2 separate regions of the Homo sapiens genome follow, and region 2 is linked to region 1. The links are chromatin loops, found by intact Hi-C in ENCODE. Cell type or tissue: dorsolateral prefrontal cortex. All regions are shown on one strand. Links, peaks and the distances in the headings refer to the core of each region. The heading gives the core; the rest is flanking DNA. Region 1 holds the start of LOC124904705 (a long non-coding RNA gene). Region 2 overlaps CLIP3 (CAP-Gly domain containing linker protein 3).

Evidence for each region. A loop is a pair of places that touch in the nucleus more often than their neighbours do. Peaks named below come from ENCODE experiments on the same cell type or tissue, not always from the same donor. Only the 100,000 strongest peaks of a DNase experiment are listed, where the experiment ranks them.
Region 2: it touches region 1 in a loop (2.2-fold over the local background); 2 of 110 quality-filtered maps call a loop at or near these places.

What each region holds. Positions count from the first base shown.
Region 1 is chr19:35,875,225-35,885,728 of GRCh38, forward strand. APLP1 (amyloid beta precursor like protein 1) reads left to right here. Exons shown (of 17, transcript NM_001024807.3): 11 at 1,293-1,392; 12 at 2,494-2,601; 13 at 2,858-2,884; 14 at 3,360-3,430; 15 at 3,666-3,728; 16 at 3,850-3,993; 17 at 4,119-4,568. The coding sequence ends at 4,217. LOC124904705 (a long non-coding RNA gene) reads right to left here and starts at 6,901. Exons shown (of 2, transcript XR_007067245.1): 1 at 6,603-6,901; 2 at 4,440-4,905. It also overlaps the pseudogene RN7SL402P. In dorsolateral prefrontal cortex, for the core only: CTCF peaks have their summits at 4,665, 4,873, 7,034 (motif pointing right) and 7,246; a DNase peak (open chromatin) is centred at 4,717; H3K4me3 peaks cover 1,161 bases; H3K27ac peaks cover 2,477 bases.
Region 2 is chr19:36,020,529-36,032,464 of GRCh38, forward strand. CLIP3 (CAP-Gly domain containing linker protein 3) reads right to left here. Exons shown (of 14, transcript NM_015526.3): 2 at 11,664-11,887; 3 at 6,604-6,743; 4 at 6,424-6,517; 5 at 6,058-6,219; 6 at 5,619-5,737; 7 at 3,868-4,104. The coding sequence starts at 11,829. All of the region lies in intron 3 of LOC101927572 (a long non-coding RNA gene), which reads left to right. Among named protein-coding and RNA genes, the nearest start is that of CLIP3, 6.4 kb to the right of the region's middle. In dorsolateral prefrontal cortex, for the core only: no CTCF peak of the experiment used is centred there; a DNase peak (open chromatin) is centred at 7,973; H3K4me3 peaks cover 827 bases; H3K27ac peaks cover 617 bases.

The sequences.
Region 1 (10,504 bases), core at 839-8,838:
GATCTTGGCTCATTGCAACTTCCACCTCCTGGGTTCAAGCAATTCTCCTGCCTCAGCCTCTCGAGTAGCTGGGATTACAGGAGCCTGCCACCACACTGGGCTAATTTTTTTTTTTTTTTTTGACAGAGTCTCGCTCTGTTTCCCAGGCTGGAGTGCAGTGACATGATCTGGGCTCACTGCAACCTCCGCCTACTGGGTTCAAGCTATTCTCCTGCCTCAGCCTCCTGAGTAGCTGGGACTACAGGCGGGTGTCACCACATCTGGCTGATTTTTGTATTTTTAGTAGAGACAGGGTTTCACCATACTGGTCAGGCTGGTCTTGAACTCGACCTCAGGTGATCCACCCTTGGCCTCCTAAAGTACTCGGATTACAGGTGTGAGCCACCACGCCCGGCCCCAGCTAATTTTTGTATTTTTGGTAGACACGGGTTTCAGCATGTTGGCCAGGCTGGTCTTGAACTCCTGACCTCAGGTGATCTGCCTGCCTTGGCCTCCCAAAGTGCTGGGATTACAGGCGTGAGCCACCATGCCCAGCCAGAAACCCCAATAACTTTTGCACCAATCTAATATTTTTAGCAGAGACAGGGTTTTGCCATGTTGCCCAGGCTGGTCTCGAACTCCTGACCTCAGGTGATCTGCCCACCTCGGCCTCCCAAAGTGCTGGGATTACAGGCGTGAGCCACCATGCCCGGCCAGAAACCCCAATAACTTGCACCAATCTAATATTTTTAGCAGAGACAGGGTTTTGCCATGTTGCCCAGGCTAGTCTCAAACTCCTGACCTCAGGTGATCTGCCTACCTCGGCCTCCCAAAGTGCTGGGATTACAGGCATGAGCCACCGCGCCCGGTCGAGAATCTCCTTCTTGTTCCTTGAACCCTCTTCCTGTCCCTCAACCTCCTTTCTCCATAACTTCACTTGTTTTCCCTGGAACCCCTGTTCTGTGCGCTCAAATTTGAATTCCCCTTTCCTGGATGTTTTCTTCCTGTCTATGAAACTCCATTCTGTGCTCTTGAACTCCAAATCTTGCCTTGAACCATGTCATTTCTATATGACCCTCCAATCCTCAATCTCTGTCTCTGGAATCCCCTCAAACCCCACTTTCTGTTCCTTGGACTTTATTCTTCAATTTCCTTCTCCTATGGCCCAGTTCCTAACCCTTGTACCACACATCCTGTCCATTGCATGTGCCGCTTTTCCTCAGTCGCTATTGAATTCCTCCTTCATACTGCTTCAGTTTCCTCATCTCCAGCCTGCATTGCGCAGTTCATCCTTCATGTCCACTCACCCACAGGTGCATACCCACCTTCAAGTGATTGAGGAGAGGGTGAATCAGAGCCTGGGCCTGCTTGACCAGAACCCCCACCTGGCTCAGGAGCTGCGGCCCCAAATCCGTGAGTGTCTATTACCCTGGCTCCCATTACAGATCTCTGAGGGCAGATCTTGACTCCTAAATGTTGGGCCCCCCCAATTTCATTTATTCCTCTATAACAAACAGCCCAGACCTTAGCAGTGAAAATCAACAATGATTTTTCTTTGTTCATGATTCTGCCATCCGGTCTGCGCTCAGCAGAGTGGTTCTTTCAGTGGTCTTGCCAGTGGTCAAGCATGCAGCTGTATTTAGCTAGCAGATCATCTAGGGGCTGGGAGTCTAGCACAAATGGACCTTTCTCTCTCTCCAAGGAAGCGCAAGGCCTCTCTTCTCCGTGGAGCTTCTCCATGTGGTCTCATCAGCAGGGTAGCTAGATTCCCTACATGGTGGTTTATGCTCTCTAAGACATCACAGTGGAAGTTGCTAGGTCTTAAGGCTTGGGCCCACATTCTATTTGTTAAAGCAAGTTACAAATTCAGTCCAGATTCAAGGGAAGGAACCTATATGCATACCGGAAAGTGTGACCTATTGCAGCCCCCACATCTATTGTGTCTTTCTCCTGGATATCTCACACATAACCCTGATTCTCCTAGTATTTAAGAAAGCTATCATCTTGAGGCGCGGTGGCTCACGCCTATAATCCCAGCACTTTAGGAGGCCGAGGCGGGTGGATCACTTGAGGTCAGGAGTTCGAGACCAGCCTGGCCAACATGGTGAAACCCCGTCTTTACTAAAAATACAAAAATCAGCCGGGCATGATGTCGCTTGCCTGTAATCCCAGCTACTTAGGAGGCTGAGGCAAGAGAATTGCTTGAACCCGGGAGGTGGAGGTTGCAGTGAGCTGAGATCGCATCATTGCACTCCAGCTGGGCAACAAGAGTGAGACTCTGTCTCAAAAAAAAAAAAACAAAAAAAAAACATAATCTTGAAACTTCAGCCTCCATCCTTCCTGCCAGCAGTGCCTCCATCCAGCTTCCCACTTTCTCAGATCACACTTCTGGCTACCCCACACTTGGGGCTGACTCTGCTGTCTGCATGATCTCCCACTTGCTCTACTGGTAGGGTGCCCTCCACTCACCCCTATGCTCACTACCTCAGCCACCTTTCTGCATGTCCCCCTCAGAGGAACTCCTCCACTCTGAACACCTGGGTCCCAGTGAATTGGAAGCCCCTGCCCCTGGGGGCAGCAGCGAGGACAAGGGTGGGCTGCAGCCTCCAGATTCCAAGGATGGTGAGTGAGCCCACATATAGATGACCCCAGACATTAGGGAACAGGCCCCAGCCTAATTTGTAATCCCCTAGAGTCTGAGGGTGTCTTCACCACCACAGTGACTGGGAGAGGATGAGGAGGAACGTCTAAGGTTGCAGGGGCCTCTGTAGGATCCCCAATCCTCCTTCTTAGTCCCTGGAAGGATGTTTCTCCACCTTTCTTTGCTGATACCCTCCTCTCTTCACTGTTCCACTCCCTTGCTTCCTCTGGCTGCCAGCAGACACCCCCATGACCCTTCCAAAAGGTGAGTGTCTCACAGTTAACCCCAGCCTCCAAATCCCACTGAATCCCTGAACCCAGAAGGAAACAGGGTCCATCCATTGGGAACCTCAGACCCCCTGGGGTAGAGTTTGATGTACTTTCCAGCCCCCTCCTCTGGACCCTAAAGAATGAGATAGGGCCAGGCGCTGGTGACTCACACCCGTAATCCTAGCACTTTCAGAGGCTGAGGCAGGAGGATCCCTTGAGGCCACGAGTTCTAGACCAGCCTGGGCAACATAATGAGACCCTGTACCTACAAATAATTTAAAAATTACCTGGGTGTGGTGGGGCATGTCTGTAGTCCCAGCTGCTCAGGAGGCTGACGTAGAAGGATCACTGGAGCCCAGGAAGTTGAGGCTGCAGTGAGCTGAGATCATGCCACTGCACTCCAGCCTGGGTGACAGAGTGAGACTCTGTCTAAAGAAAAAAAAAAAGAATGAGATCAGACTTGGGGGTAGGGTCCACAGAACAAGATGCTGCATCCCCTGAGAAAGAGAAGATGAACCCGCTGGAACAGTATGAGCGAAAGGTAAGTTAGTCAGAACTGTGGGCTCCCTAAGGGGAACAAGATCGGGGCCTATATGGCTGGGTACGAGGGAGGAGATGCTGGGGGCTTGGATTCCTTGTCCTGAGGGAAGAGGGAGCTGAGGACGTGGAATTGAGATCCTAGAAAATGAGAGGGCTGGGGGACGCTCTCTTGGGCCCTTGGGTAGGAAGAAGCCAGTGCCAGGCTTCTGGGTTCCTGACACCTCCTGCTCCCCCAGGTGAATGCGTCTGTTCCAAGGGGTTTCCCTTTCCACTCATCGGAGATTCAGAGGGATGAGCTGGTAAGAGGAGGAACAGCCGGGTACCTAGGGGAAGAGACCAGAGGTCAGCGGCCAGGCTGTGATTCCCAAAGCCACACAGGACCCTCAAAGAAGCCCTCTGCCCCATCTCCTCTCCCTGCAGGCACCAGCTGGGACAGGGGTGTCCCGTGAGGCTGTGTCGGGTCTGCTGATCATGGGAGCGGGCGGAGGCTCCCTCATCGTCCTCTCCATGCTGCTCCTGCGCAGGAAGAAGCCCTACGGGGCTATCAGCCATGGCGTGGTGGAGGTGAGAACCATGGCGTGGTGGAGGTGTGGGAAGAGTTCCTGAGCCCGGGTGTGGGCGGCCTGAGAGACTTGCGGGCAGTCCCGCCCCCGCACCACACTGTCCTTTCCCTCCCCTGCTCGTTGCAGGTGGACCCCATGCTGACCCTGGAGGAGCAGCAGCTCCGCGAACTGCAGCGGCACGGCTATGAGAACCCCACTTACCGCTTCCTGGAGGAACGACCCTGACCCGGCCCCCTTCACCCCTTCAGCCGAGCCCAGACCTCCCCTCTTCCTGGAGCCCCAGAACCCCAACTCCCAGCCTAGGGCAGCAGGGAGTCTTGAAGTGATCATTTCACACCCTTTTGTGAGACGGCTGGAAATTCTTATTTCCCCTTTCCAATTCCAAAATTCCATCCCTAAGAATTCCCAGATAGTCCCAGCAGCCTCCCCACGTGGCACCTCCTCACCTTAATTTATTTTTTAAGTTTATTTATGGCTCTTTAAGGTGACCGCCACCTTGGTCCTAGTGTCTATTCCCTGGAATTCACCCTCTCATGTTTCCCTACTAACATCCCAATAAAGTCCTCTTCCCTACCAGGCCAGTCTGAGTCTCTGTGGGAGAATTAGTCTGTAACCACAGCTGGACGCGGTGTCATCGCCGCCCAGGCCGCCTTGGCCTCTTTAAACGGGATGACGGAGCTTTAAATCTGGGCGGGTCCTGCGGGAAGGGCTGGCGCGCCGGGGGCGGGGCTCAGAGGCCAGGGATAGGCGCCTGTCCTGGAGCTGTCCGCGGTGCTGAACTGGCCGCGCCTTCCAACTGTCAGTTGGGTACCAGTGTGGACCCCAAGGAGGCTGGGCTCCAGCGAGTTTCCCCTGCCATCTGTTCAGCCTCACACACAATCACATGCAGCGCCCACCCCAATCTTCGAGAGTCCTGTAAGAGATTATGAATCGTGAACCACCGTTCCCATTCCCCAAAGTCTTCATTCCTTCTCGGGGAGTCTATAGAAACCCTCCTGGAGTGTGGAAATTCCAGTCACGTGTCCCAGAAAGGGATATATGATATCTGCACGTGCCTACTGAACTTCGTTTTATTTTCTCCCCCTACTGCCCGTATAAATGCAGAAGAATTTCTTTTTCTTTCTTTTCTTTCCCCACCTCCCTTTTTTTAAGACAGGGTCTAACACTGTCACTTAGGCTGGAGTGCAGTGGTGCAATCATAGCTTACTGCAGCTTCCAACTCTTGGGCTTAAGTGACCCTCCTGCCTCAGCCTCCCGAGTAGCTGGAACTATAGGCACGTACCGCCACCCCCGGATAATTTTTTTAAAAAAATTTTAGGCCAGGTGCGGTGGCTCACGCCTGTAATCTCAGCACTTTGGGAGGCTGAGGCGGGCGGATCACCTGAGGTCAGGAGTTCGAGACCAGCCTGGCCAACATGATGAAACCCTATCTCTACTAAAAATACAAAATTAGCCGGGCCTGGTGGCGTATGCCTGTAATCCCAGCTACTTGGGGGCTGAGGCAGAAGAATCGCTTGAACCCAGGAGGCGGAGGTTGCAGTGAGCCAAGATTGCGCCACTGCACTCCAGCCTGAGCAACAAGAGCGAAACTCCATCTCAAAAAAAAAAAAATTTAGAGATGGGGTCTTGCTATGTTGCCCAGGCTGCTCTCCAAGTCCTGGCCTCAAGTGATCCTCCCACCTCAGCCTCCTGAGTAGCTGGGATTACAGGCGTGCAGCACTGTGCCCAGTATTGGAATTTATACCCTCACATGTCCCATTATGCTGGCTCGGGTTAGCCCTCTACATATACAGTTATCTGTCCCAAGAGGGTTAGGAGGATTTAAAGGGTTAATATTCGTGGAGCTGTTATAACTGCACCTGCCACTTAGCAAGTATTTGTTAAATAAATTTTAAAGTATTAAGGTAGCAAACACTCATATGGTGTTCACCCTGTGCCAGGCACTACTCTGAGGGCTTTACATGCACTGGCACACTTAACCATTACTCCTGTGAAAGGAAAATAAATCCTGGGGGCCCCAAATCACTAAGTTAAAGGGAAAAGTCAAGCTGGGAACTGCTTAGGGCAAACCTGCCTCCCTTTCTATTCAAGGTCATCCCTGTACTCACTGAGAGAGGCATATTCTGATTGCCTCCTTTGGAAAAGCTAACCAGAAACTCAAAAGGATGCAACCATTTGTCTCTCACCTACCTGTGACCTGGAAGCCCCCTCCCTGCTTTGTGTTGTCCTGCCTTTCCAGACAGAACCAATGTACATCTTAACATATGTTGATTGATGTCTCATATCTCCCTGAAATGTATAAAACCAAGTTGTACCCCGAACACCTTGGGCACATGTCGTCAGGACCTTCTAAGGCTGTGTCATGGGTGCATATCCTCAACCTTGGCAAAATAAACTTTCTGAATTAATTGAGACCTGACTCAGATATTCGGAGTTCACATTTCCATCTAATGGAGTCAGTATTATGACTATTCCTATCTATAGATTAGGAACTGAGGCTGAGAGTCGTTACATCACATGCTCTATGTCATCATCCAGGAAAAGTCAGAGCTAAGAATTCAATCCAAGAAGCCTGGCTCCAGCATCCACTCTCCTGGCCACTTTGCTAACCTGTTTAATACTCCAAGGTTGTCCAATATGGTGCTCCGATTGTGCGCTTCAAAATTCCACGTGGCTGGGCACAGTGGCACGCTGCTCTAGTCCCAGCTACCCGGGAGGCTGAGGCAAGAGGATTGCTTGAGCCCAGGGCTTCTGGACTGGAGTGCACTGTGCCACTTGGGTGTCCACACTAAGTTTGGCATCAATATGATGACCTCCTGGGAATGGGAACCGACCTAGGAAACATAGGTCAACACTCTCATGCTGATCAGTAGTGGGATAGCACCTGTGAATAGCCACTGCGCTTCAGCCTGGGCAACATAGAGGGACCCTGTCTAAAAATAAAAATAAAAATAAAAAATAAATAAATAAATAAATAAATAAATAAATAAATAAAATCCAAGTGATACCATTCACCTCCCAGACTTTGTAGATTTGCTTTTTTACCACAGCTTCCCAGGAGATGGCAGTAAAGTGTCATGTTCTAATGTCAGTATCTTGCATGATTTTCTGACAGATGGTTTGGGGAGGGAGCATCTATTTCTAATTCTCCCAAAGGGCCTATGAGCTAGCTGTGGTTCTTCATAATATATAACTGTAAATATAGGTCGTGTATATTGAATATACACCTGGTAGATGTTAGGAGAAGACGCTTCATGGTGCAAGTTGGATGCAATGCCAGTCTCTGTAGAGAACTCAGTTTGCACCATCACTCTGATACCGGTTATATCTTTGGTTATACTCGGATGAGCCCAGTGGAAATCTATCACTAACGCCACAGGCACCACAGGGGTTGAAAGCCGCCTTTGTATTTTCACAACCAAGAGTGATCAACAGGCTAACAACAGGTAAGGAGCTCCAAGCAGGTGAAACAGGAAAAGTAAGGCGGTTTTGCTCAATAGGGTCAGTGTGTAAAGTAAAGTTTAATGGTAATACTTAGAGTATTTAATTTTAAAATGTTGTTATTCAAATTCCAGCAGGAAAAATAATTTTGCTGTTATTTATCTGATGTTCTTGCACTCCTAAGTCATTCTTTTCCCACTGAAGATGATCTTGGTAATACTGTTTTTTTGTTTTGTTTTGTTTTGGTTTTGGGTTTTTGAGACAGAGTCTTGTCAGGCTGGAGTGCAGTGGTGTGATCTTGGCTCATAGCAACCTCCACTTCCCAGGTTCAAATGGTTCTCCCACCTCAGCCTCCCGAGTAACTGGGATTACAGGCGCCCGCCACCATGCCTGGCTAATTTTTGTATTTTTAATAGAGACGGGGTTTCACCATGTTGGCCAGGCTGGTCTTAAACTCCTGACCTCAAATGATCCACCTGCCTTGGCCTTCCAAAGTGTTGGGATTACAGGCGTGAGCCACCGGGTCCGGCCAATTTTTCTTATAATAATTCAGTTTCTACCATGTGCGTGGCTCATGCCTGTAATCCCAGCAATTTGTGAGACTGAGGTGGAAGGATCGCTTGAGTCTAGGAGCTCAAGACCAGTCTGGGCAACATAGTGAGACACAGTCTTTACAAAAAAAAAATTAGTCAGGCATGGTGATGAGTGCCTGTAGTTCCAGCTACTCGGGAGGCTGAAGTGGGAGAATTGTTTGAGCCTAAGAGGTCGAGGCTGTAGAGAGCCAAAGAAGACAGATTGAGACCCGGTCTCAAAATAATAATAATAATAATAATATATGGACAGGTGCAGAAGCTCATGCATGTAATCCCAGCACTTTGGGAGGCCGAGGTGGGAGTATCCCTTGAGCCCAGGAGTTCGAGACCAGCCTGGGCAACATAGTGAGACCCTGTATCTACAAAAATAGAAACGAAAAAATTAGCTGGGTGTGGTGGCATACACCTGTGGTCCTAGCTTCTCAAGAGGCTGAGGCAGAAGGATCTCTTGAGTCCAGGCAGGAGGTGGAGGCTGCAGTGAGCTGACATTGCACCACTGTACTCCAGCCTGAGCAAGAGTGAGACCCTGTTCTTATTTAAAAAAAAAAAAAAAAAAAAACACACAAAGTTTCTGAGGGACATTTTATCATGTTAGTGGGGTGGGTGTGTGCACATGTGTGTATTGATATGCATCTTAGTCTGGGCTAAGAATACCATGAGCTGGGTGGCTTAAACAACACACATTTATTTCTCACAAGTGCTAGAGGCTGAGAAGTCCAAGATCAAGGTGCCAGCAGCTCCAAAGTCTGGAGGACTCTCTTCCTGGTTTGCAGATGGTTTGTTTTGTTTTGTTTTTTGACAAGGTCTTGTTCTGTCACCTGGCTGGAGTGCACTGGTGCAATCACAGCTCACTGCAGCCTTGATCTCCCAGGCTGAGGCAATTCTCCTGCCTTACTCTCTCGAGTAGCTGGGACCACAGGTGTGCACCACTACACCTGGCTATTTTGTTTTTTTTGAGTAGAGACAGGATTTCACCATGCTGCCCACGCTGTTCTCAAACTCCTGAGCTCAAGCTATCCTCCCATCCTGGCCTCCCAAAATGCTGGGATTACAGGTGTGAGCCAGTGTGCCCTGCCCAAGATGGCCATCCTCTTACTGCATCTTCATATGGCAGAGAGTAGAGAGCAGAGAAGCAAGCTCTCTCCTGTCTCCTTCTTTTTTTTTTTTTTTTGAGATGGAGTTTCACTCTTGTTGCCCAGGATGGAGTGCAATGGCATGATCTCGGGTCACCGCAATCTCCACCTCCCAGGTTCAAGTGATTCTCCTGCCTCAGCCTCCTGAGTAGCTGGGATTACAGGCATGCACCACCATGCCTGGCTAATATGTATTTTTTAGTAGAGACGGGGTTTCTCCATGTTGGTCAGGCTGGTCTCGAACTCCAGACCTCAGATGATCCACCCGCCTCGGCCTCCCAAAGTGCTGGGATTACAGGCATGAGCCACCACGCCCGGACTCTCCCATCTCTTCTAACAAGGACATTAGTCCCATTCATGAGGGCTCCACCCTCATGACCTAACTACCTCCCAAAGGCCCATCTTCAAATACTACCCCACTGGGGCTTATGGTTTCAACAAATGAATTTTAGAGGGACACAAACATGCACTCCATAACAATACAAATTGAGATATACATCTTATATGTCAACAAAACCTCAGATGCCATCAGTGATAAAAAATAGCATTATTTTAGGTACCACAAAAGGAAAAAAAAGGCAAAATATAAACTATGTCACACAATTGACTATAAGATGATCCCAATTAAGTTCTTCTGTATTTTTTATTTTATTATTATTATTTATTTACTTACTTTAGAGACAGTGTCTTGCTGCCTCCCACGCTGGAGTGCAGTGCTGCAATCATGGTTCACTGCGGCATCAAACTCCTGGCCTCAAGTGATCCTCCTGCCTCAGCCTCCAAAGTAGCTGGGACTACAGGCACCCGCCACCATGCCCAGCTAATTTTTGTATTTTTAGTAGAGACAGGGTTTCACCATGTTGACCAGGCTGGTCTCCAACTCCTGACCTCAAGTAATCCGCCCTCCTTGGCCTCCCAAATTGCTGGGATTACAGGAGTGAGGCACCTCGCCCAGTCCCCAGATAACTCTGTCTCCCAATATTGAGACCCTTGTGTAATGCCTCCCACACTGATCTGGGATCAATGACATGTCAACAAGTATGATACAAGCAGGGACTTGTCTCCTTGGATCTCTCTTTCTTGGAACCACTGAGCCACCACCTGAAGTTAAGAGATCCACCTGCCCTCCTGGACTGCATGGAAAGACTCTTGGGCCACTCCTGGAAGCTCCATTATCTCAGCTGAGCTATCAGGCATGTGAGTGAAGGTGTTGTGGATTTCCAGGCCAGTTGGGCCTCAGGTTGATTGCAGCCACATGAGGAACCAAAGGGAGACAGCAGAACAGCCAGCTGAACCCGGCGTAGATTTCAGTCAGAAACAATTAAGAGGGGCTGGGCGCGGTAGC
Region 2 (11,936 bases), core at 3,526-11,525, 150 kb after region 1:
AGGAGGGTTGCAGTGAGCCCAGATAGCACCACTGCACTCCAGCCTGAGCAACAGAGCAAGACTCTGTCTCAAGAAAAAATATAAATAAATAAAAATACAAATCAATACATTTAAACTAAATTAAAAATGCATTTCCCCAGTCACACTAGCCATATTTCAAGTGCTCAATTGTCACATGTAGCTTGTAGCTACTTTACTGGACAGCACAGACAGAATATTTCCACCATTACAGAAAGCTCTGTTGGACAGGGCTGTTATAGAGAAATTAAAGCCCTCAGAACAGGGCTTGGTATTAAGTAAAGGATCAGCAAGTATTCGTTATTGAAATTTTTTTTCTATTTTAGAGACAGGGTCTCACTCTGTGGCCCAGGCTGGAGTGCAGTGGTGCAATCATAGCTCAGTGTAACCTTGAACTCCTGGGTTCAAGCAATCTTCCCTCCTCAGTCTCCCGAGTAGCTGGGACTACAGGTGAACGCCACCAAAGCCTGGCTAATTAAAACAACAACAACAACAACAAACTTTTGTTAAAAATAGAAATGGAGTATCCCTATGTTGCCCAGGTTAGTTTCAAACTCCTGGCCTCAAGCGATCCTCCCCATCTTGGCCTCCCAAAGTGCTGGGATTACAGGTGTGAAGCCACTGTGCTCAGCCTGTTAGCTATTATCATGCTGTAACTTTGGTCAGGGGACTTATTGAGCCTCAGTTTCATCTGTAAAATAGAGATAGTAAGCCACCTCATGGAGTGATCATCTGGCGGAAACTTTTTTTTTTTTTAGACAGGGTCTCACTTTGTTGCCCATGCCAGGGGTGCAGTGGCACGACCCTGGCACAGTGCAGCCTCAAACTCCTGGGCACAAGTGATCCTCTCACTTCAGCCTCCCAAGTAGCTAGGACTACAGGTGTGCGCCACCATGCCTGATTAATTTTTTCATTATTAGTAGAGATGAGGTCTCACCATGTTGATTGCCCAGGCTGGTCTTGAACTCCTGGGCTCAAGCGATCCTCTCACTTCAGCCTCCCAAGTAGCTAGGACTATAGGTGTGTGCCACCATGCCTGGTTAATTTTTTCATTTTTAGTAGAGATGAGGTCTCACTATGTTGCCCAGGCTGGTCTCGAATTCCTGGGCTCAAGCGATCCTTCTGCCTCAGCCTCCCAAAGTGCTGGGATTACAGGCATGAGCCACCACATTTGGCGGAAACATTTTTAACACATGTAAACTTGCTTAGCTGCAGTGAGACTTTAGTGAGTGTGGTTATTATCATTATGGGAGGCTCATTCACCTCTCCATGCCTCAGTTCCTGGTCCATATAATAGGCTAATTAATTAGTGCTGATCTTTTTTTATTTTTATTTATTTATTTTTTTTTGGAGACGGAGTCTCACACTTTGGCCCAGGCTGGAGTGCAGTGGCATGATCTTGGCTCACTGCAAGCTCCGCCTCCTGGGTTCATGCCATTCTCCTGCCTCAGCCTCCTGAGTAGCTGGGACTACAGGCACCTGCCACCATGCCTGGCTAATTTTTTGTATTTTTTTTGTAGAGACGAGGTTTCACCGGGTTAGCCAGGATGGTCTCGATCTCCTGACCTCGTGATCCGCCCACCTCTGCCTCCCAAAGTGCTGGGATTACAGGCGTGAGGCACCGCGCCCCGACAATTAGTGCTGATCTTAAGAGTGTTGGTGGAGGGACTAGAACAGTGCCTGGCACACACAAAGAGCATTTAGTATGCGCTGGACTCTGTTCTAATGGCCTTACGCATTTTAATTAATTTAAACCTCAACCAGCCCCCTAAGGTGGTTACTATTATTATCTCCATTTACGGATGAAGACATTGACACCCAAAGAGGCAGAATCACTGGCTCCAGGTCCACAGGTGGGAAGTTGCAAAGCTGAGATTTACCTGGGCAAGTCCCTGAGCCTGAGTTCATGACGCTGTGCTATGCTGCTTCTCTAAGGGGCAGTGATTAGTATTCCGTGTCTTCAGATAAAGGTTTTCACCTGTTGGAGCCTCTTATAGTCTGGCTTGTAAAATGGGAAGAGTCAACCCAACCTTCCTTCTGAATTGTGCAATGGATATGATTAGATCGTGCACAGCAGAATGCTTTCTGGATGGGGCCGGGCGCAGTGGCTTATGCCTGTAATCCCAGCACTTTGGGAGCCAAGGCGGGCGAATCGCTTGAGGGCAGGAGTTTGAGACCAGCCTGGCCAATATGGTGAAACCCGTTGCTACTAAAAATAAAAATAAAAGGCCAGGCGCGGTGGCTCACGCCTGTAATCCCAGCACTTTGGGAGGCTGAGGCGGGCGGATCACGAGGTCAGGAGATCAAGACCATCCTGGCTAACACAGTGACACCCTCTCTCTACTAAAAATACAAATAATTAGCCAGGCATGGTGGTGGGCACCTGTAGTCCCAGCTACTCGGGAGGCTGAGGCAGGAGAATGGCATGAACCCAGGAGGCAGAGCTTGCAGTGAGCTGAGATCGCGCCACCGCACTCCAGCCTAGGCGACAGAGCAAGACTCCATCTCAAAATAATAATAATAATAATCATAATAATAAAAATAAACCCAGGCTTGTTGGCACACACTTGTAATCCCAGCTACGTGGGAGGCTAAGACATGAGAATAGCTTGAATCTGGGAGGTGGAGGTTGCTGTGAGCCAAGATCGTGCCACTGCACTCTGGCCTGGGTGACAGCAAGACCCTGTCTCAAAAACACAAAAACAAAATTCAAACTCCTTCCAGTAGCCTACAGGTCTGCTGTGACCCAGCCTTGCTGACCTCTCCACCTCACCGCCCTTCCCATAACTCCCCTCGTCAACACTGCCCCTTCCTGCCTCTGGGTCTCCATACCTACTGCATCCTCTGCTTCCTTATCTTTGCAAAGGAAGTTCTTTCCTATCTCAGTTTGGACATCACCTCCTCAGAGAAGCCTTCTCAGAACACCCCAGCTAAAACCACTCCAGCATTCAGCCAGGGACAATTTACTAAATCCAAACATGTAATGGTGTTGACAGCCCTTGTTGCTACCAGAAATTACCTTTTTTTTTTTTTTTCAATAGAGGCAGGATCTCACTATGTTGCCCAGGCTGGTCTCTAACAACTCCTGACCTCAAGTGATCCTCCCACCTCGGCCTCCCAAAATGCCGGGATTAGAGGTGTGAACTACCGTGCCCAGCCCAGAAATCATCTCAACCATAGGTTTACTTTCTTGACTGTCTCCCCTTCATTACAAGTGGAGCCCCATGACAGCAGGGCGGGGGCAGACACAGCCCTCCCTCCCTAAGGACAGACTGGGTCCCGTATGGAGCCCAAGGGACACCGGGAAATGAGTGAAATTGGAGTCCCTGGATAAATGAAGATTCTCTCTGCCCTCTCAGCTGTGATACCCGCTCCCCCAAGCTGAGACTCCTTTCTCCCTTTCTTTCCCTGGCTTGCTCCTCCACATCTGCAATTTGGGTACATTCCCCATCACACCCCAATCACTCTGGCCTGGACTTGCCTAGCCAGACTTGTCTCTGAGAGCAGAGGGGCCTGATCGAGGACCACAAGACCCGGGGGGAGCCACAGGTGCACAGAGCTGCGCAGATCACTCTGCTCACCCCTCCCCATGGCAGCCATGACCACTCTCGGCCGTCACTGTCAGATGACGGGTTGTTTCCCACCCTGGATGGAGAGCTCAGCACAGGGTGAGGCTCAAAGGAGACACCCACGGAACAACTGAGATAAAATCAAGTACTGGGTGGATAGTTAGGGCGGCAAGTAGACAAAGGGCAGGGACTGCACTCTGCCCGAGGACGCAGCTCCAAGGGATTAAGGGGCTGAGTCCCACCCCCACCCACCATGCAAACACACATCCCAGCCCCTGACCTTCTGGCCATCCAGCAGCACGCGGTCTCCCAGGCGCAAGCCCAGTGCGCTAAGCATGAGATTGCCTGGGACGTTGTCATAGTTGGGTAGCGTGACCTTGGGGAGGGCGCAAGATAGTGGCACTGCCTCTTCCAGAAGCGTCCGCAGCTCCTTGGCCACCAGTGCCGCCTCTGCCTTGTCCAGGGACATGTCCATAGGATCTGGGACCACCTCCGCCGGCACCTGTCCTTTTCGATTCTGGGGGCCAATGGGAAAAGAAGGCAGGGACTCAGTGGCACAGGTCACACCCCCATGGAGGCCCTGCCCCTAGAGACCACCAGTCTGGGTGATGCAGGGGTAAGACTAGGTCATATCCTGGGCCAACCTGGGAATAAGAAGGGTCAGGGCAAGGCGGGGTAAGGTGGCTCACGCCTGTAATCCCAGTACGTTGTGAGGCCGAGGCAGGCAGATGCTTGAGGTCAGGAGTTCAAGACCAGCCTGGCCAACATGGTGAAACCTCGTCTGTACTAAAAATACAAAAATTAGCCGGGTGTGGTGGCGTGTGCCTGTAATCCCAGCTACTCGGGAGGCTGAGGCAGGAGAATCGCTTGAATCCGGGAAGCAGAGGTTGCAGTGAGCCAAGATCATGCTACTGCACTCCAGCCTGGGTGACAGAGCGAGACTCCGTCTCAAAAAAAAAAAAAAAGAAGGGGCAGGGCAGAAAGGTGCAGACCACATCCCCAGGGAAACCCACCCCTGAGACCCAGGGCTGGGGGTGTGTCAAGTAATTGAGGGTGGGCCTGGGGGTGTAGGCAGTAGGGATGAGGGCCACACTTCAGTGCTGTAGGTCACGCCCTCAGGGAGGCAATCTCTGGAGACCCCAAGCCTGTAATGAGGACATGTGGGAGATGAACATTGAGAATGGGCTCCTGTGGGCTGGGTGCAGTGGCTTATGCTTATAATCCTAGCAATTTGTGAGGCCGAGGTGGGCAGATCACCTGAGGTCAGGAGCTCGAGACCAGCCTGGCCAACATGGTGAAACTCCATCTCTACTAAAAATACAAAAATTAGCCGGGTGTGGTGGCGCATGCCTATAATTCTACCTACTCGGGAGGCTGAGGCAGGAGAATCGTTTGAACCTGGTAGGCAGAGGTTGCAGTGAGCCGAGATTGCACCACTGCACTCCAGCCTGGATGACAGAGCCAGTCTCTGTCTCAAAAAAAAAAAAAAAAAATTAGAGAGAGTGAGAGTGGGCTCCTGTGGTATAGAGTCAGGAGTCAAACTCTGGGCCAGTGGAAAATGGGGAGAGGCAGGGTCTCAGGGGCACAGGCCATGTTACCCCAACATACATGTGCCTGGACGGCTGCAGGGTAATTAGCATTGTGGATGGAGCCTGGTAATGCATAGGTCAGAGGTCAAAGATCATATTGAGGGCTTAGGAGAGGACCAACCCTCTCATTCACAGAAGGCCTAGCCCAACTTTCCTCATGACCTTGAAATGCTGTTATGCACTGCCATGGGATAGGCTGGATGACCCTGGGCAGATCCCTTAATCTCTGCCTCAGTTTCCCCATTGTAAAACAAGGCTTATAATAGACTTCACCTGACATGTAATGAACACTAGGCATATTTCAGCTGTTATTGCATTTGCTGAATGTACAGACGGCATTTGTAGTATTTGGGGAGTCACGGGAAACGCAGAGACCTGCTGGAGGGAAGTGGGGGAGGAAGGGAGCAGGAGGGTAACGGGTTCTGGGCAAGGGTGGCAGTACCCTCAGCGCAGGGTTGGCGCCGTGCTCCAGCAAACATTTGGCGGCGCCCAGGCACAGGCTGGAAGCAGCGATGTGCAGGGCTGAGCCGTGGTTGAAGTCACTGCACGTGGAGTTCACCACTGGAAGTGGGCAAGAGGAGGGGTTCCGGGTGAGCGCCTGTGGGACCCCAGCCCTCCTCCCACCTCGGGGCTCATCTCTTAACTTGCAGGTCCCAGAGCCTCCGACGCAGAGCCCCGCCCCCACCTCGGAGCCCCCCTCTCCCTTGGCAGCCCCGACCCTCCCTAGAGTGGTAGTCCCTGAGCCCCCTCTCCCACGCCTCCAACCTCCCGCTATCTCCTCAGATCACCGTCCTCCTTCCCCTCGCAGCCTGGCCTCACCTGGGTCTCCGCGTCCCTCACCCAGGTCCTTGCCCCCTCCCAGCCAGGGCTCTCCTCCTCACCTCGCGGCCTCGCACCCTTCAGCAGCACACGCACGAGGTCGGGCACATCAAAATAGGCCGCGTAGTGAAGCGCGTTCATGTTGGTCCAGCGGCTGCGCAGCGTCACATCTGCGCCCAGCGCCAGCAGCTGCTGCGAGAGGCGCACGGCTGCCGCGGGGTCCCCTGCGCGATAGGCCGGGTCAGCTTGGAACCCCCATTCCAGAGCATGGGCCCAGTGCACGGGGAGGACCCTGGGCTTCAGGGACTATACTTTGGGATCCGAAGCTTCGGGTTCCAGATGGGGCCTGAGTTCTGGGTGGTTTTCAGCGTGTTGGGTCTGGGGGCCTAGGCTTTGGGGCTTATGACTTGGGGGTAGGGGGCCCTCACCGACTCCGTGGGCCCCAGCTTTGCACGCATAGTGGAGCAGTGTCATGTCGGTCAGCCCGTCACGATCGTTCACATGGCAGCCTCGGCGCAGAATCTGTGAGTACCAGGGGAGCAGGGAGGGTCACCCACACATGTGGGGAACCGCATCCCCTCTCCCCCTGGTTTCCCCAGTGTTCTCACCTCATTGCCGATGACGTCTATCTTGTGCTGGACTTGGGGCACCCACTGGCGCACAATGGCAAACAGCTCGGGGATGGTGGTCTGAGGGTCAAACAGGATCTCCTGGCACGCCGGGTCATTGGGATCGAAGAAGGTGAAAGCTGGGGTGGCAAGAGGTCCAAGGTCACCCCACGCAACTGACCCCCTCCTTCCAGCCTCAGTAGGGGAGCTGTAGGTCTTTGCCTTTTAGAGCCTCTAATGCAGGGTCTCAAGCTGGTGGCACATGGGCCACAGTCAACCCACAGGCATTTTCTGTGTGGCCAGCATGAGGTTTCAAACTCAGGTGGGTTCACATAAAAATCTCGATGCCCAGTGTGTCTTGAAAAGTTGGAAGATCAGGCAATTCCCATATAGCAGCAAACTCCACCCCCTGAAACAAAAGCCTGACAGAGAGTGCAGTACCTTGGAGTCTGCATGTCCAGGGGGACTGCTACTGACCTCACCCACTGTTGCCCTGTGAGAGTATGAGTGAAGTTTGGCTGAATCTCCAGAGCAAAAATAAATAAAGCCAGAAGTCCTGGTTTTTAATAAAACTCTCTCAATTGTTTCAAATACCATGCAGTCCACATCAAATGTATCCATGACTGGGCACAGTGGTTCACATCTGTAATCCCAATGCGTTGGGAGGCTGAGGCAGGAGGATTGCTTGAGCCCATAAGTTCAAGACCAGCCTGGGCAACATAGCAAGACCCCTGTCTTTACAAAAAGTTTTAAAATTAGCCAGGTGTGGTGGTGCGCATTGGTGCTACTCAAGGAGATTGAGACAGGAGGATTGCTTGAGCCCAGGAGTTCAAGGCTGCAGTGAGCCATGATTGTGCCACTACACGCCAGCCTGGGCAACAGAGCAAGACCCTGACTCTGGAAATATAAAAAATAAAAATAGAGGCTGTGCGCGGTGGCTCACGCCTGTAATCCCAGCACTTTTGGAGGCCGGGGCGGGCGGATCACCTCAGGTCAGGAGTTCGAGACCAGCCTGGTCCAACGTGGTGAAACCCTGACTCTACCAAAAATACAAAAATTAGCCAGGCGTGGTGGTGGGCGCCGGTAATCCCAGCTGCTCGGGAGGCTGAGGCAGGAGAATCACTTGAACTCAGGAGGCAAAGGCTGCAGTGAGCTGAGATGGCGCCGCTGCACTCCAGCCTGGGTGACAGAGAGTGAGACTCCATCTCAAAAAAAGTAAATAAATAAATAAAAATGAAAATAAAATAAAATGTATCCATGAGCAGGAATCAACCTGTGCCCAGCCAGGGTGGTGCCTAGAGGCACTTCTGTCTCTTCCCACTCGACTCTAAGGAGTACTGCTCTCTGTGACGTCAGCACCCAGCACAGGGCCCTGGCACGTGGCAGGAACTCAGTGCGTGGTGAATGAACGACTACATGAATGATCAGATTATACACAGCCCAGGGAAGTGCCACATAGAAGGTGTCTCCAGGAATCAGCCGGCATGCTCCTTTTAGAACTGCAGTCACATCATAGCCCTTCTTGGCTTAGAACCCTCCTCCAGCTCCCAACCCATCCAGAGTACAGACCAAAGTCTTCCCCACGGCCCTCAGGGCTCTGCACATCCAGCCCCTCAGTTCTCAGCCCTCTCCCCTCACTTATTCCCCTTCCCTCATTTCCCACACTGGGCTCCCTCTGTCCCTCCCACGTGCCAAGCAAATTCTTGTCTCAGGGTCTTGGCACTTGCTGTTCTTCTCACTCAGGATAGACTTCCCACACATCTTCACAAAGCTTTATAAATCTTTGCTCAAATGTCATCTCCTCAGAGAGGCCTTCCCAAACCACACTGTCTAAATCGGCACCCGCCCTTCTCCATCTCCTACTCTTTTTTTTTTTTTTTTTTTTTTTTTTTTTAGAGATAGGGTCTTGGCTGGGCATGGTGGCTCACGCCTGGAATCCCAGCACTTTGGGAGGCCAAGGCTGGCAGATCATGAGGTCAGCAGTTCGAGACCAGCCTGACCAACATGGTGAAACTCCATCTCTACTAAAAATACAAAAATTAACTGGGCGTGGTGGTGAGTGCCTGTAATCCCAGCTACTCAGGAGGCTGAGGCAGGAGAATCGCTTGAACTCGGAAGGCAGAGGTTGCAGTGGGCCAAGATTGCACCATTGCACTCCAGCCTGGAGTCCGTCTCAAAAAAAAAAAAAAAAATAGGGTCTGTTGGAATGCAATAGTATGATCATAGCTCACTACAGCCTTGAACTCCTGGGTTCAAGTGATCCTCCTGCTTCAGCCTCCCTGGTAGCTAGGACTACAGTATACATCACCATGCCCAGCAATTTTTTTTTTTTTTGTAGTGACAACGTTTTGCTATGTTGCCCAGGCTGGTCTCGAACTCCTGGGCTCAAGTGATCCTCCCACTTTGGCTTCCCAAAGCACTGAAATTACAGGTGTGAGCCACCATGCCCAGCCCTTTATTTATTTATTTATTTTTATCATAGCTCATATCACTACTTGACATGTTTACTCCTCTTTCTCCCTCCTTCATTTCCTCTCTTCTTCCCTCACTAGGATCTAAATGCTATGATTCTATTCTGCCTCATTCACTCCTTTATCCCCAAGGCCAGGCACAGCACATGGCACACAGTAGGTGCTCAGTCAATCTCTGTTGAATTAATGTACAAATTTAACAGATACATGATTTCCTCTTGGAGTCCACCTTAGCCTTCTCCCTGTCCTCGACCACATTTCCAGATTTCTTCACATTCTGGGACAAAACCTCTCCCGCTCTACAAGCAAGACTGCTTGGAGGGCTCAGCCTATACCCTCCGACCTCCCACTGAGTCAGAGGCCCCAGCCACCTCCAGCTGCATTTCCAAAGGAGATTTTCCAGTTTTCTGAGGTACAGCACCCCCCCGACCTCAGGCCCCAGATAACTTCCTTTTACTTTTTTCTTTTTTTGAGACAGGGTCTCACTGTGTCACCCAAGCTGGAGTGCAGTGGTGCAATCCTAGCTTACTGCAGCATCGAATTCTCAGGCTCAAGTGATCCTCCCACCTCAGCCTCTGGAGTAGCTGGGACTACAGGTACCCACCATGCCTGGCTAATTTCTAAATTTTCTGTACAGATGGGGTCTTGCTCCATTGCCCAGGCTGATCTCGAACTCCTGGCCTCAAGCAATCCTCCCACCTTGGCCTCCTAGAGTGCTAGGATTATAAGCCAGAACCACTGTGCCTAGCCAACTTTCTTATTTTTCTATTAGACTGAAGTCAACTTGTAGTCTCCCTGATCTACCTCTAGTGGGTGACATGTCCATGGATGCCATCTGTCTTGCTCTATCCTGGCAACGCTGACTCTCTGAACCTGGTTTCTGAACCTCACAGCTGCCGGGGATTCCCAGCCTGCATATCTTCCAAATTCCCCTCCTACATCCAACTCTGGCTGCACTCCATCCCCTTCTACCCAGTACCCAGAGGGAGCTTTCAAACTACAAATCAGACCTGCCACTCCTCTGCTCTTAAACACCCTCCCCTTGCCACTCTTCTCCCCTGTCCCACTTAGAATATAACCAAAGTCCTCACTGTAGCCTTGAAGGCCCTTCCAGATCTGGCCTATGCCAACCTCTCACCTCAACCTCGATCATTCCCTGAATGCAGCTCCAGGATCTTTCTGTTCCAAGTTCAATTCTGCCTCAGGGCCTTTGCACTTGCTGCTGTCTGCCTGGAACACTCTTTTTCCAGCTCTCTTATGGCTGATTCCTCCCCATGCTCTGGGTCCCAAACTAAATGTTACCTACTCAGAAAGAGCAGCCCTGACTACCCCTGCAGGTAGCTGCCCCCTAGTCATTATCGTATCTCCACCTTTAATTTCTTTTTCTTTTTTCTTTTTTTCTTTTCTTTTTTTTTTTTTTCTTTTTTTTTTTTTTTTTTGAGACAGTCTTACTCTGTCACTCAGGCTGGAGTGTAGTGGCTCGATCTTGGGCAACCTCTGCCTCCCAGGTTCAAGCGATTCTACTGCCTCAGCCTCCCGAGTGGCTGGGATTACAGACATATGCCACTATACCCAGCCAATTTTTGTATTTTTAGTAGAGATGGGGTTTCACCATGTTGGCCATGGCTGGTCTCAAACTCCTGACCTCAGGTGATCCGCTGGCCTCAGCCTCCCAAAGTGCTGGGATTACAGGCGTGAGACACCATGCCCAGCCCACCTTTTCTTTCTTTCATAGCACTTGCTCCAATCTGAATTTATCTGATTTCTGATTTATTTATCTGTTCACTTGTTTAGTCTCTCCTTCTCTCCTGCAAGGGAGGATCATGCCTGGATCACTTAGGATTAAATCTCCGGCACCCAGCATAAGGCTTGTCACAGAGTAGCAGCACTCGATAAATATCGCTCGGTCAATGATTAGACACTTTCAGTTTCTCCAAGAGGCCGCCCTCTCAGCTCCATACCCTCCTACCTCAGATCCTTTACCCAGCGGTTACCTCTCCTGGGAGCCCTTTCCCCTGACCCTTCTCTTAGTTAACCCCAACTCACCCTCCAGTCTTCTCAACTGTAACCTCCTCAGGGAAACAATGTCTTAAAAAACTCTTGCAGCAGCTTGTTTATGGTAAATACAATTTTCATAATGTCTTGTAATTACATATTTATATTACATTATATTTTTCTTTCTTGCATATAAACCTAAATGTGAAAAATTACATTATGGTTTAATACCTATTTGTGTGGCTGTTACTGAGGCCTGTGAGTTGTCTCAGGGCAAAGACTGGGTCTCTCTTGCCCCCTGCTGTGGCCCCAGCCCCTAGCATAAAGCCAGGTCCACAGCCGCTTTCAAAAAATGATTGTTGAATGACTAAATGATGGAATGATGTGTCATGAGTCAAAGACTAGGAGTATTACAATTCCATTCTCCAATGGGTGAATGAATGAATTAACGAGGGGTGCTCTGCAGCCAAGATTCCTCTGGACCACCTTCAAATTCCCCAGAATTCTCCCACCATCACCACCAGCAGAGCACAGCCCACCCTCCCCGGCCACCCAACGCTCCAGGCCAGATTCCAGGGTGGGGACAGTGGTTACCGTAGTCCTTAGGGAGGGGGGCAGGTGCCGAGGGGTGCACAACAGGCTTCTGCCGGCGCTCCTGGGTGGGGCTGGGGGCCTCGGGGACGGGTTCATCCTCCTCCTCCTCTTCTTCCTCCTCTCCTCGGGGTGGCGGGGCCATCGGGGCAGGATCTGTCTTAGTCATGGTCCTCGGTGGCCCTCGGGGGGCGGGTGCAGAGTTGGGGGCAGCCTTCAGGCAAATCCTGGAGGCAGAGGTCAGCTGGAGAGGGTGCCCGGCAGGCTCCAGGGTCC